Linked DNA regions of Homo sapiens: region 1 is linked to region 2. Evidence: read pairs that join two places in POLR2A ChIA-PET (ENCODE). Cell type or tissue: GM12878. All regions are shown on one strand. Each heading gives the region's core, and the rest is flanking DNA. Links, peaks and the distances in the headings are about the cores only.

Region 1 (4,330 bases), core at 1,831-4,330, 250 kb after region 2:
CATATTCTTGGCTCCCTCTTCCTTATCTCAGCTATTCAGCCTCTACACTTTTTCAACTATTTTATCACCTTTTTTAAATAGGCAACACAGGAGTGTAGAATAAGAGCATGAGGGGGGTGAATACATGAAAAAGTGAGTCTTCCCACCTTGGTCCTCCACTAAGTGACGGTTACTTTTTAATGTGTCTTTCTACAGGTATACATTACACATAGAAGCACGTATGTATGCACCGGTGGAAGTATATATCCTCATATTTGGTGTTTGGTTTTTTTTTTTTTTTTGTAGATTGAGACTGTGTCTCCCAGACTGGAATGTAATGACACAATGTCAGCTCACTCCAACCTCCACCTCCCGGGTTTAAGTGATTCTCCTGCCTCAGCCTCCCAAGTAGGTGGGAGTACAGGCGTGCACCACCATGCCTGGCTAATTTTTGGATTTTTAGTAGAGATGGGTTTTCCTCTTGTTGGCTAGGCTGGTCTCACACTCGACCTCAGGTGACCCAACCACCTTGGCCTCCCACAGTACTGGGATTACAGGTATAAGCCTCTGTGTCTGGCCCATATTTGCTATTTCTAAAATTAGAAAGGTATTGTGTGGTACTCTTCCATGCTTTATCCTCTTAGTAATAATGTCATGGAGATTTTTTCCATATCACTACATGCGGTATGGAAGGTATTCCCTTTACATGTGAGTGTACATCAGCCTCAGTATTCTAGCCCATAGGTTGGCAAACTTCCTATAAAGGGTGAGACTAAACATACTAGGCTCCAGGGAGGCATTCCATCTCAGTTACAACTCAACTTTGCCCTTATAATAAGAAGCTATACATGAAGTGTGAATGACTGGGCATGTTCCAATAAAACTTTACTTATAAAAAACAGGTGGAGGGTAAGATTTGGCCTGTGGGCCATCATTTTCTGATCTCTGTTCTAGTCTGAACCATCTTTGGCTGTTTCACCACAGTCATGCGGCCAAGGAGGCAAGGCCTGGCCACACAGGGCACAGAAGCCATGATGGGCCTTGTCTGCAAGTAGAAATCACCTGCTAATCACCAACAGGTCTCAAAGTAAATGCTGGAACACACTTTGTAGGGTGACTCTCCTGGCCCCAAGCAGCATCTGCGACATCAAGATGCCGGGCCTTGGGACTGCCTCAAGCTGGTTTCGGCAGCTATGCTCTTTACAGAGCGTGTGGAGGGCAAGGACTCTGGAGTAGAAAAAGGTGCAGGTCTTAGGGCTGGGGTCCCAGGGTGGAAGCCCACTCCATGCCTTACTGGCTATTTGAGATAGAGGATGAAAAATGGCATGAACATCTTTGTATGTGTGAGGATCTTCCTGTTGCCCACGCTGGAGTTCAATGGTGCAATCTTAGGTCACTGCAACCTCCACCTCCCAGGTTCAAGAGATTCTCCTGCCTCAGCCTTCTGAGTAGCTGGGACTACAGGTGCACACCACCACCCATGGCTAATTTTTGTATTTTTGGTAGACATGGGGTTTTGTCATATTGACCAGGCTGGTTTCCAACTTCTGACCCTGAGTGATCTACCACCTCAGCCTCCCAAAGTGCTGGGATTACAGGGATGAGCCACCATGGCTGGCAGACACAAGCATCGTGAGGGGTGCCTAGCCCCTGCAGACACTCCATGAACAGCAAATGTGATAACTGCTAAATCAAAACTACCCCAGAATTTTCCATCTGCTATGTCCCCAAGAAATGACACTGTAACAGGGAGCCGAACACTATGATGCCTGCCCAGCTGCAAGAGTGGACTCACCTAAGATACTCCACAAGCTTTTTATGCTGTTACAACGGACCCAAAGCACGGGAGAGCAGGGGCCTCACTTGTGCTGTTGCTTGAGAGTTCCCTAAATGCCAGGCCATAGCAGGTACTGAAGAATACCTACAGCCCGAGTGAGTGCTGCTATGTGTAGGGTTCAGGCCAAGGGCCCTGGCTGCAGAGCAGAGGAACTGAGAGCTAGACAGGGCTGGGCCTGCCATAGGAAAACAACAGCCCAGCTATGACCCAGCACTGTGGTGGCTGGGGGATGAGAGATGAGCTCAGCACAGAAAACACCTTGGAGCCCTGGATGTACCCCTCCTACACCAGTACAATGCCCTGCAGTGCTCTGGGCTTTAAACTTCACTTCTTGCTGAGTTGACACCAAATGAGGCCCCTGAAGAGCCTCTTCTGCTGTGGGGCTTGGACAGAGTACCCGGGCCTGGAGTGGGACTTACAGGGAAGCCAGCATCATAGAAAATCCCTAGAGGGAATTCCCAGAAGGCTGCACCCTCAAAGCATCTGGTCCAGACAAGACAACCCTGACTAGTCATCCTGAAAGCCCGGTGCTGTCCAAAAGACACAGATGCCATGGTACAGGGATGTGGCACAGTGGGGAGCCAGAGGTAGGTTACAAAGGAGACCTTAGAAGGTGTGGGACTCCCTTCCATGTGGGTGCAGAGTGCCCACTGTCATTCCCCATGGAGGCACCAAGCCAGGAGAGTAGGGCTCCAGGGACAGTAGCTTCCAGCCTTCCCAGTCAGGTCCACATCTGGTGAGCCAGAAGGAAGGAAATGTAACCTAACACTGTGGCAGGATCCAGCGTGGCCTTGTGGGAGGCGCTGTGGGATGAGCAAGAGAGCAAATGTGTGTGGCCAAGATGAAGAATGAACAGGGATAGAAAATTCCTACTTGTCCCAAGAAATAGACCTCAATGTCCCTTAGCAACATCTTTTTATGTCATGCCTGACCGTGTGTGTGCCAGGGGTGGTGCTTGCCTTACCAATATGAGCAGTGCAAAAGTCCAGGATGCCACGTTCACTCGAGACCCCTGTGCCATGCTGTCTCCCAAAAGACTGAGCACCTTGAGGGCAGACTGGGAATTGAGGTATCCCTGAACCCCTAAGAGCAGCTCCTATACAGCCCTAGAACTGCTGCTGAAGGAAGTGGCTCATTTTGCTAAACTCCAGTTTGGAATCTGGGGCTCAGTAAGGCTGTCCCTGCAGAGCATTCTTGAGCCCATTCTGTTCGGTAGCCAGGCAAGTGTGAGCAGCTGCAGCTTCACAGGAGGAGGCTTAGAGGGGCAGTGATGGGTGCCATGCTATGCAGATCCCAGACAGGAACGCGGGGGCCAGGTTTTATTACAGGAGATGGTGCTTGGGGTGGGAATCATATCTCCATCCCATGGGACAGCTTAGTGGTGCTGAGGCTGACTTCGTGGGGGTGTATTTAATCCTCGTGAGGGAGGGGGATGTTAACCACAGCTCAGGACTCTGTTCTTCCAGTTCCTCTTTCTCTCACACCCACATTGAAACCAGCAAGTTCTGGTAGTTCTACTTTGAGAATACCCCTTCCCAGGCTGCCTGAGGCACCATCCCCTCTCCCCGGGGTGCCCACATGGTCCCCTAACTACCTGTTCTATCACCCATAACAAAGCTCTACCCTTTGCTGACTCCACATGGCAGCTAGAGTTCCCTTGGCTGCAAGGCCTCTCTGTTCCTGGGCTACCCTGGCTTCCTTGCTGTTTCTCCCAGGGGCCAACTCTTCAAGGCTGCAGGACCTTTGCACCTGCTGTGTCCACTGCCTGGCTCCCTGCCTCAGGTCTCCACTTCGGGTCAAACTATCCCTGTCATCTTCCTAGACCATAAACAGCACATCCCCAGCAGGCTTCTTTCCCTCTGTGATGACTGTGATGTCATTTCCTGTCTTTTCACTGGAAATCGCCACCTCACATAGGCATGTCTGCCTCACTATTCAATGTCTGTGTCCCCCATGAAAACAGATGCTTTATCTGCTGTTGAACTATCAGGATCTGAAATGGTGCACTGTAAGTACTAATTGGAGGAATGGGTGGATGGAGGGGTGGGGAATTTATTTTCTCTTCATCCCTGCTCTCATCCTCCTAGGGCTTCCAGCTGCACTCCTAGCCCTGGAAAAACCAAACCAGCCTGATCTTACTGGTGACTGTATAATCTTAATCCCTTTATTTTCATATATTTTGAAAGCAATCCTAATTGTCTGTATTTAAAATTTCCTTTGTTGCATGGAAGGTAGCTGTTTAAATGTCTAATTTTCTCCTATCTTCTTAGTTTTCTAGTCAAAATAATAGCTTTAATCACAGTGGGTCTAGATGGATTCAAAAAGGAAGATTTATCCACTCTTCTTGGTAATTGTTTATAATTATCAATAGATCAATCTGGCATTTATGTTCCACCTGTATTATCCTTGGGTGGGGACACAGCCAAACCATGTGTCATCTTGAATTCCCATGTATCATGGGAGGGACCCATTGGGAGATAATTGAATCACAGGGGCGAGTCTTTCCTGTGCTGT
Region 2 (6,561 bases), core at 2,484-4,983:
AACTATAGGCACGCACCACCACGCCCGGCTAATTTTGTATTTTTAGTAGAGATGGGGTTTCTCCATGTTGGCCAGGCTGGTCTCGAACTCACAACATCAGGTGATCCGCCGTCCTCAGCCTCCTAAAGTGCTGGGATTACAGACCTGAGCCACCGCGCCCGGCCTGGGACGACTGTATTTTAATGGACCTTGTCTTTTTTGTCCAACATGAAGATTTTGCTCTTTTCTTGCTGGGCAACATTCCATTGGATGATTATATACCTTATACATTCTGTTGATGTATATGCTGAATATCTTCCCTTTGCCTCTCCAAACCTTTCTCCCTTCCCCACCATGCCCCAGGGGTTTGCCCTCCGTGAGCTACATCGGTGGGCTCCTTGCCTTTTGGTTTTCCTTTGGGCTCAGCCAGTGGGGAGCCCTGAGAAGAAATCAGAGCAGGGAGAGAAGCAAAAGGCAGCTGTATTTATTCTTGCAGTTTACTCTGTGGGGTTGCCTCGCCTGGCTGTCTTCCTCCCCACCCCTGAAGGTCAAGGTCGCTCCTTTTCTCAGGACAGCTTTTCTCCTCATTCTCTCTAGTTCTGGATTTGAGTAACCATTTCCTCCTTTGAGGCGTGGGAGTGGCAGTGGTTCTGCTTTTCTAACCTTGGGTTACCACACTCCCTTGTAGGTTTCGTCCACCCAACCCCCACCAAGTAATCCCTTTTTAAACCCTTTTTAAAATCATCCTAATTTGAGAATGCCAACTATTTCCTGCAAGGATCCTGACTAATACAATGGCCATTTAGTTGTTTCTGGTTTTTGCCCTTGGTAACAGTGCTGTTATGAACATTCTGTACAAATCTCTTTGTGGACACATGGGAGAGTTACTCTGAGGCATATACCTACAAGCTATGTTCTGGGTTATAGGGTATAATCATCCCCAGCATTACTAGATGTGGTCAAACTGCCTTCCAAAGTGGTAGTGCCAATTTATACTCCCACCAGCAGTATATGAGAGTTCCCTGTTACTCTGCTGTATTATTTTTTTTTTCAGTTCAAGAAATATTTGTTGTGGGCTGGCTGCGGTGGCTCACGCCTATATATTTGTTGAGGGCCGGCCGCGGTGGCTCACGCCTGTAATCCCAGCACTTTGGGAGACTGAGGCGGGTGGATCACCTGAGGTCAGGAGTTCGAGACCAGCATGGTCAACATGGTGAAACTCCATCTGTACTAAAAATACAAAATTAGCTGGGTGTGGTGGCACATGCCTGTAGTCCTAGCTACTTGGGAGGCTATGGCAGGAGAATTGCCTGAGCCTGGGAAGCAGAAGTTGCAGTGAGCCGAGAATGTGCCACTGCACTCCACCCTGGACAACAGAGCAAGACTCCAGCTCAAAACAAACAAACAAAAAAACCGAAAGGAAATAAATATTTCTTATATTCCTATTGCACTGTCCAGTATGGTGGAGAATAGGAAGTTGGGGGCGGGGGAGTGGTTCAAGTTACATGCTCTCAGAGGCTTGTAATAATCCAGGTACAAAGCTAGGGCACAAAAAATAATGCTTGGCTACTGGTGGGCTCTGAGGTCATTCACGCAGGGTTTCCCTGAGGAAGTGTTGCTTCGTCTGATTGCTAAAAGAGGAGTATGAGTTAACTGGGCCACGAAGGGAGGGAAGACCATGTGGACCATGGGCAGAGCAAGTGTGAGAGTCCTAGGACATGGCAGGATGGGAAAGGGAAGGATGAGGGCTGAAGGAAGTCTCTGAGTCTGGAGCAGAAAGATGAGGTTGGGACATGGTGTGGGCTGAGGCTGGAGAGGGAGGTGGTGGTAACTAAGGATTTTTGTCGTGTCCTAATAGCATCAAGAGGTTTCAAGCTGGATGTGTGAGGAAGCAAGGATGTATGATCAGATTTTTATTTTGAAAAGAGTGGTCTGATTGCAGCAATGGCAACAAAAGCATTTCTACTTTAGAGCAACTTGGGATGCAATCCAGTTGGAAGCTGGAGCTCAAGGATTTGTCCAGAGGCTGCATTTCTGTAGTCCCCCATGGTTTACTTTTTTTTTTTTTTTTTTGAGACAGAGTCTAGCTCTGTCACCCAGACTGCAGTGCAGTGATGCTACTCACTGCAACCTCCACCTCCCACGTTCAAACGATTCTCCTGCTTCAGCCTCCCGAGTAGCTGGGATTACAGGCATGTACCACCATGCCCGCTAATTTTTGTGTTTTTAGTAGAGACAGGGTTTCGCCATGTTGGCCAGGCTGGTCTGGGACTCCTGACCTCAGGCACCTCGGCCTCCCAAAGTGCTGGGATTTACAGGCATGAGCCACCGCACTTGGCCCCCATTGTTTACTTTGAATGTGTTTATTTGCTGTAGCTGGAGGTGCCTATTGGGCACGGGGTGTCTTTCAGTGGAGATGGTGGGAGTGCTGAGGTATAGTAGCTTCCTAGGCCATTGCAGCTGCCAGGGGGCCACCACTGGGACCAGAGGATCAGAGAGCAGCTCCCCTGGATAAGAATGGGGATGCTGGAGAGAGACTTGATGATAAATCTATAAGATACCTACCCTGCTGATAGGAGGAGAGAGTGACTCTGAACTTTTCTTAGCCCCGAGTAAATCTAGAAGTGGGGCCAGCACTTGATCTCCTCTGTGAGCCATGCAGTCCCATAGACACACCCAGGATGGGTCATTTAACGGAGGGCCTAGAGAGGCCCAGCCTCAGAGTGTTCTGCTGAGAACCCCAGGTTTGTGGGTTCACATTACTAGGTGCTGAACCCTAGCCTACCATTGCTGCTTCCATTGCACTCATTGACAATTCCCCGGGGTCCTGACTCTATTAGCATCGCTGGCAACTTGGAGAGGTGCCCTTAGAGGCATCAGAGGCCTCTCCAGACTCCTTGGGAAGCCAGTAGATTTGCCCCTTGGGCAGACTGAGAAAGTTAAAGAACTAGCTTTTCGAGGCTGGGAGCAGTGGCTTACGCCTGTAATTCCTGCACTTTGGGAGGCCGAGGCAGGTGGATTGCTTGAGGCCAGGAGTTTAAGACCAGTCTGGCCAACATGGCGAAACCCCATCTCTACTAAAATTAAAAAAATTAGCCGGGTGTGGTGGCAGGCACCTGTAATCCCAGCTACTTGGGAGGCTGAGGCAGGAGAATCACTTGAACCTGAGAGGCGGAGGTTGCAGTAAGCCAAGATTGCCCGCTGCACTCTAGCCTAGGAGACAGAGTGATGACTGTGTCTCAAAAAAAAAAAAAAAAAAAACTGACTTTTCCCCTTCTCTTGCCAAAACACACACCATCAAAGGGGTTTGATTAACTCAAGCAACAGTCCCTAAAAATCACAGCTCTGAACCCTTCACCTTTGCTGCAGAATCAGCTCATTGAGCAGTTTGTTTTCCAAGTGTAGCCTGCCAATTAAATGAAAGAGCGCTTTGCTTTAAGACCCATTTCCTCCCACCGGTGATTTACGTGAGTAACAGTATTCCCATCAACTCCTTCCAGTAGTGGTATGTGTGACACTTGGTTTCAGTCATCCGTTCCCTGTTAACATAATGTGCTAGGCTCTGTTGACGGATGTTGATTAAAAAAAATTGTACATGTCTCACCTGAGAAAGCTCACATTCCTAAGGCATGTTCAGATATTCATTTTAATTAGGCAAATTGATAATTAGGTTTTCTTGACACATATCCTAATTAGGACTACTTTCTTCTAGTAATTGTCTTTTGAGAAGTTTATGGCTTCTGTTTTGAAGAAATCCTAAAAGGGAGAGAGATCAAGATAAAATATGCTTTTAAAGTGACTTAATTATTTTTAGGTCTGAATCTGTTTTTCCAGTTTGATATTTTCCCTTCAGAGAACTGGACTAATGGGTGGTATTCTTAAAAAGATTATTTTCCCAGACATTTCATTCCTAAGAAGCTGATGGAATTTGCTAATCCTGAATCTTTCCTTGTACTCTCTGGAAAACTTCTCCCTTGGCAGAGAATAGTGTCAGTAAAAAAATAACTCACTCTGTCTCTTGCAGGTCTCACCTAAGAACTTTTCTAGAAATAGTAGACCTGGAAAGGTATCTCCAAGTTTGAACAAAGTTGAAAATATTGTGGTTTTAAAAATTCTAACAGGATGATGATGATGAAATAAATGCTTTAAATTGTGCCATACATTTAGGCCAAACTAGTTATCTCTTATTTGAGATATATTTGAAGGTCCTCTTATTTGAGAGTTCCTGTGAGTAAATAGGGCTTATGATTACTTTCTCAACTCTTTGTTGTAATCATCAGTCAAGGGATAGAGTGACCAGCACACATATGTAAAAAGTTTGCACTATAACATTTCCAGAAAACACAATTAATTTTATTTTTGAATGTCGGGGTTTTTCATTTTCAAAAATTTATTTATTTATTTATTGTATTTTATTTCTTTTGAGGTGGTCTTGCTCTGTCACCCAGGCTGGAGTACAGTGGTGTGATCATGGCTGATTTGCAGCCTCAACCTGTGGTGCTTAAGTGATCCTCCCACCTCAGCCTCCTGAGTAGCTGAGACTACAGGCGTGCACCACCATGCCTGGCTAATTTTTAAGTATTTTTTTGTAGAGACAAGGTCTTACTGTGTTGTCCAGGCTGGTCTTGAACTCCTGAACTGAAGCTATCCTCCCACCTCAGCCTCCCAAACTGTTAGGACAAGCTTGTCCAACCCATGGTCTGCTGGCCACATGTGGCCCAGGATGGCTTTGAATGTGTCCCAGCACAAATTCCTAAACTTTCTTAAAAGTTCGGAATTTTTTGCCATTTTTTTTTCAAGCTCATCAGCTATCATTAATGTTAGTGTATTTCATGTGTGGCCCAAGACAGTTCTTCCGTTGTGGCCCAGGAAAGCCAAAAGATTGGAAATCCCTGTGCTAGGATTACAGGTGTGAGCCACTGGGCCTTGCCTGCTTTAAAATTTTTTTTGGAGACAGGGTCTTACTCTGTCACCTATGCTGGAGTGCAGTGGCATGATCTCCGCCCACTGCAGCCTCCCCCTCCTGGGCTCAAGCCATGCTCGATCCTCCCACCTCCACCTCCTGAGTAGCTAGGAACAGAGAAGGTGCTACCACGCCTGGCTGATTTTTATATTTTTTGTAGAGACAGTTTCGCTGTGTCACTCAGGTTAGTCTTGAACTCTTGGACCCGAGCAATCCTCCTGCCTTAGCCTCCAAAAGTGCTGGGATTACAGGCATGAGCCACCGCACCTGGCCTAAATTTTTTTAATAACTTTCTTGAGGTATAATTTATGTACCATAACATGCATTTTAAGTTTACAACTCAAGGGATTTTATTAACTTTAGAGTGGTGTAGTCACAATCTAACTTTAGCACATCTCTACCTTCCCAAAAAAGTGGTTTTATACCCACTTGCAAGTCTCTTCATGTTGCCACTCCCAGCACAGGCAACTGCTAATTTACCTCCATAGATGGGCCTTTTCCGGACATTTCATGTTAATGGAAAAATATGTGGTCTTTTGTGACTGGCCTCTTTGTGGTAGCATAAGGTTTCTGAGGCTCACTTATTTTGTAGCTTGAACCAATACTTTGTTCCTTTTTACTAAATGATATTCCATTGTATAGATAACCCATTTTGTTTATCCGACCACCTATTGATAAACATTTGGACATTTTTTTTTTGACACTGATGGACATTTCACGCATCTGGGTACCTCTTGTCTATTGGGAATAAAGCTGCTATGAACAGTCACAGACACATCTTCTTAAGGGTATTTGTTCTCATATCTTTTGGGTAGATACCTAGGATTGGAATTGCTGAGTCATACGGTAACTATGTTTAATATTTTGAGGAACCACCAAACTATTTTCCAAAGCAGATGCGCCATTTTACATTCCCACCAGCAGTGTATATGGGTTCCAGTTTCTCCATATCCTTGCCAACATTTCTTATTGCCACTCTTTTTTATTATAACCATCCAAATCGGTGTGAAGTAGTATCTCATTGTGAGTTTTTTTTGTTGTTTTTTTGAGACAGAGTCTCACTCTGTCGCCCAGGCTGGAGTGCAGTGGCATGATCTCGGCTCACTGCAAGCTTTGCCTCCTGGATTCAAGCGATTCTCCTGCCTCAGACTCCCAAGTAGCTGGGATTTCAGGTGCACACAACCACACCTGGCTAATTTTTGTATTTTTTAGTAGAGATGGGGTTTCACCGTGTTGGCCAGGCTGGTCTGGAACTCCTGACCTCAGGTAATCCACTTGCCTCAGCCTCCCAAAGTGCTGGGATTACAGGCATGAGCCACAGTGCCTGGCCAGTTGTATGTTTCTTCTTGTGACTTTGCTGTCTTTTTCTACCTGTACACTATAAATTCTTGAGGAGCAAGAAGCCCAGACCTAGGATGGTGTCTAGCAGTAGTAGACACTCAGTGGCTTTTTTTTTTTTAAGACAAAGTCTTGCTCTATCGCCCAGGCTAGAGTGCAGTGGCGTGATCTTGGCTCACTGCAACCTCTGCTTCCTGGGTTCAAGTGATTCTCCTGCCTCGGACTCCCAAGTAGCTGGGACTACAGGTGCATGCCACTGCACCTGGCTAATTTTTGTGTTT

Evidence for each region. ChIA-PET counts read pairs that join two places held together with the same protein. Peaks named below come from ENCODE experiments on the same cell type or tissue, not always from the same donor. Only the 100,000 strongest peaks of a DNase experiment are listed, where the experiment ranks them.
Region 1: POLR2A ChIA-PET joins it to region 2 with 10 read pairs; 5 of 35 experiments call an interaction of 5 or more read pairs at or near these places.

The regions. Positions count from the first base shown.
Region 1 is chr16:12,546,483-12,550,812 of GRCh38, reverse strand. All of the region lies in intron 20 of SNX29 (sorting nexin 29), which reads right to left. It overlaps SNX29-AS3 (SNX29 antisense RNA 3), which reads left to right. Exons shown (of 4, transcript XR_007064988.1): 4 at 1-4,330. Among named protein-coding and RNA genes, the nearest start is that of SNX29-AS3, 62 kb to the left of the region's middle. RefSeq lists enhancers at 1,738-1,877, 1,988-2,457, 3,114-3,183, 3,464-3,513, 3,604-3,723. In GM12878, for the core only: no CTCF peak of the experiment used is centred there; DNase peaks (open chromatin) are centred at 1,998, 2,269 and 3,282; H3K4me3 peaks cover 937 bases; H3K27ac peaks cover 2,500 bases.
Region 2 is chr16:12,795,923-12,802,483 of GRCh38, reverse strand. All of the region lies in intron 1 of CPPED1 (calcineurin like phosphoesterase domain containing 1), which reads left to right. Among named protein-coding and RNA genes, the nearest start is that of CPPED1, 4.7 kb to the left of the region's middle. RefSeq lists an enhancer at 338-417. In GM12878, for the core only: no CTCF peak of the experiment used is centred there; no DNase peak of the experiment used is centred there.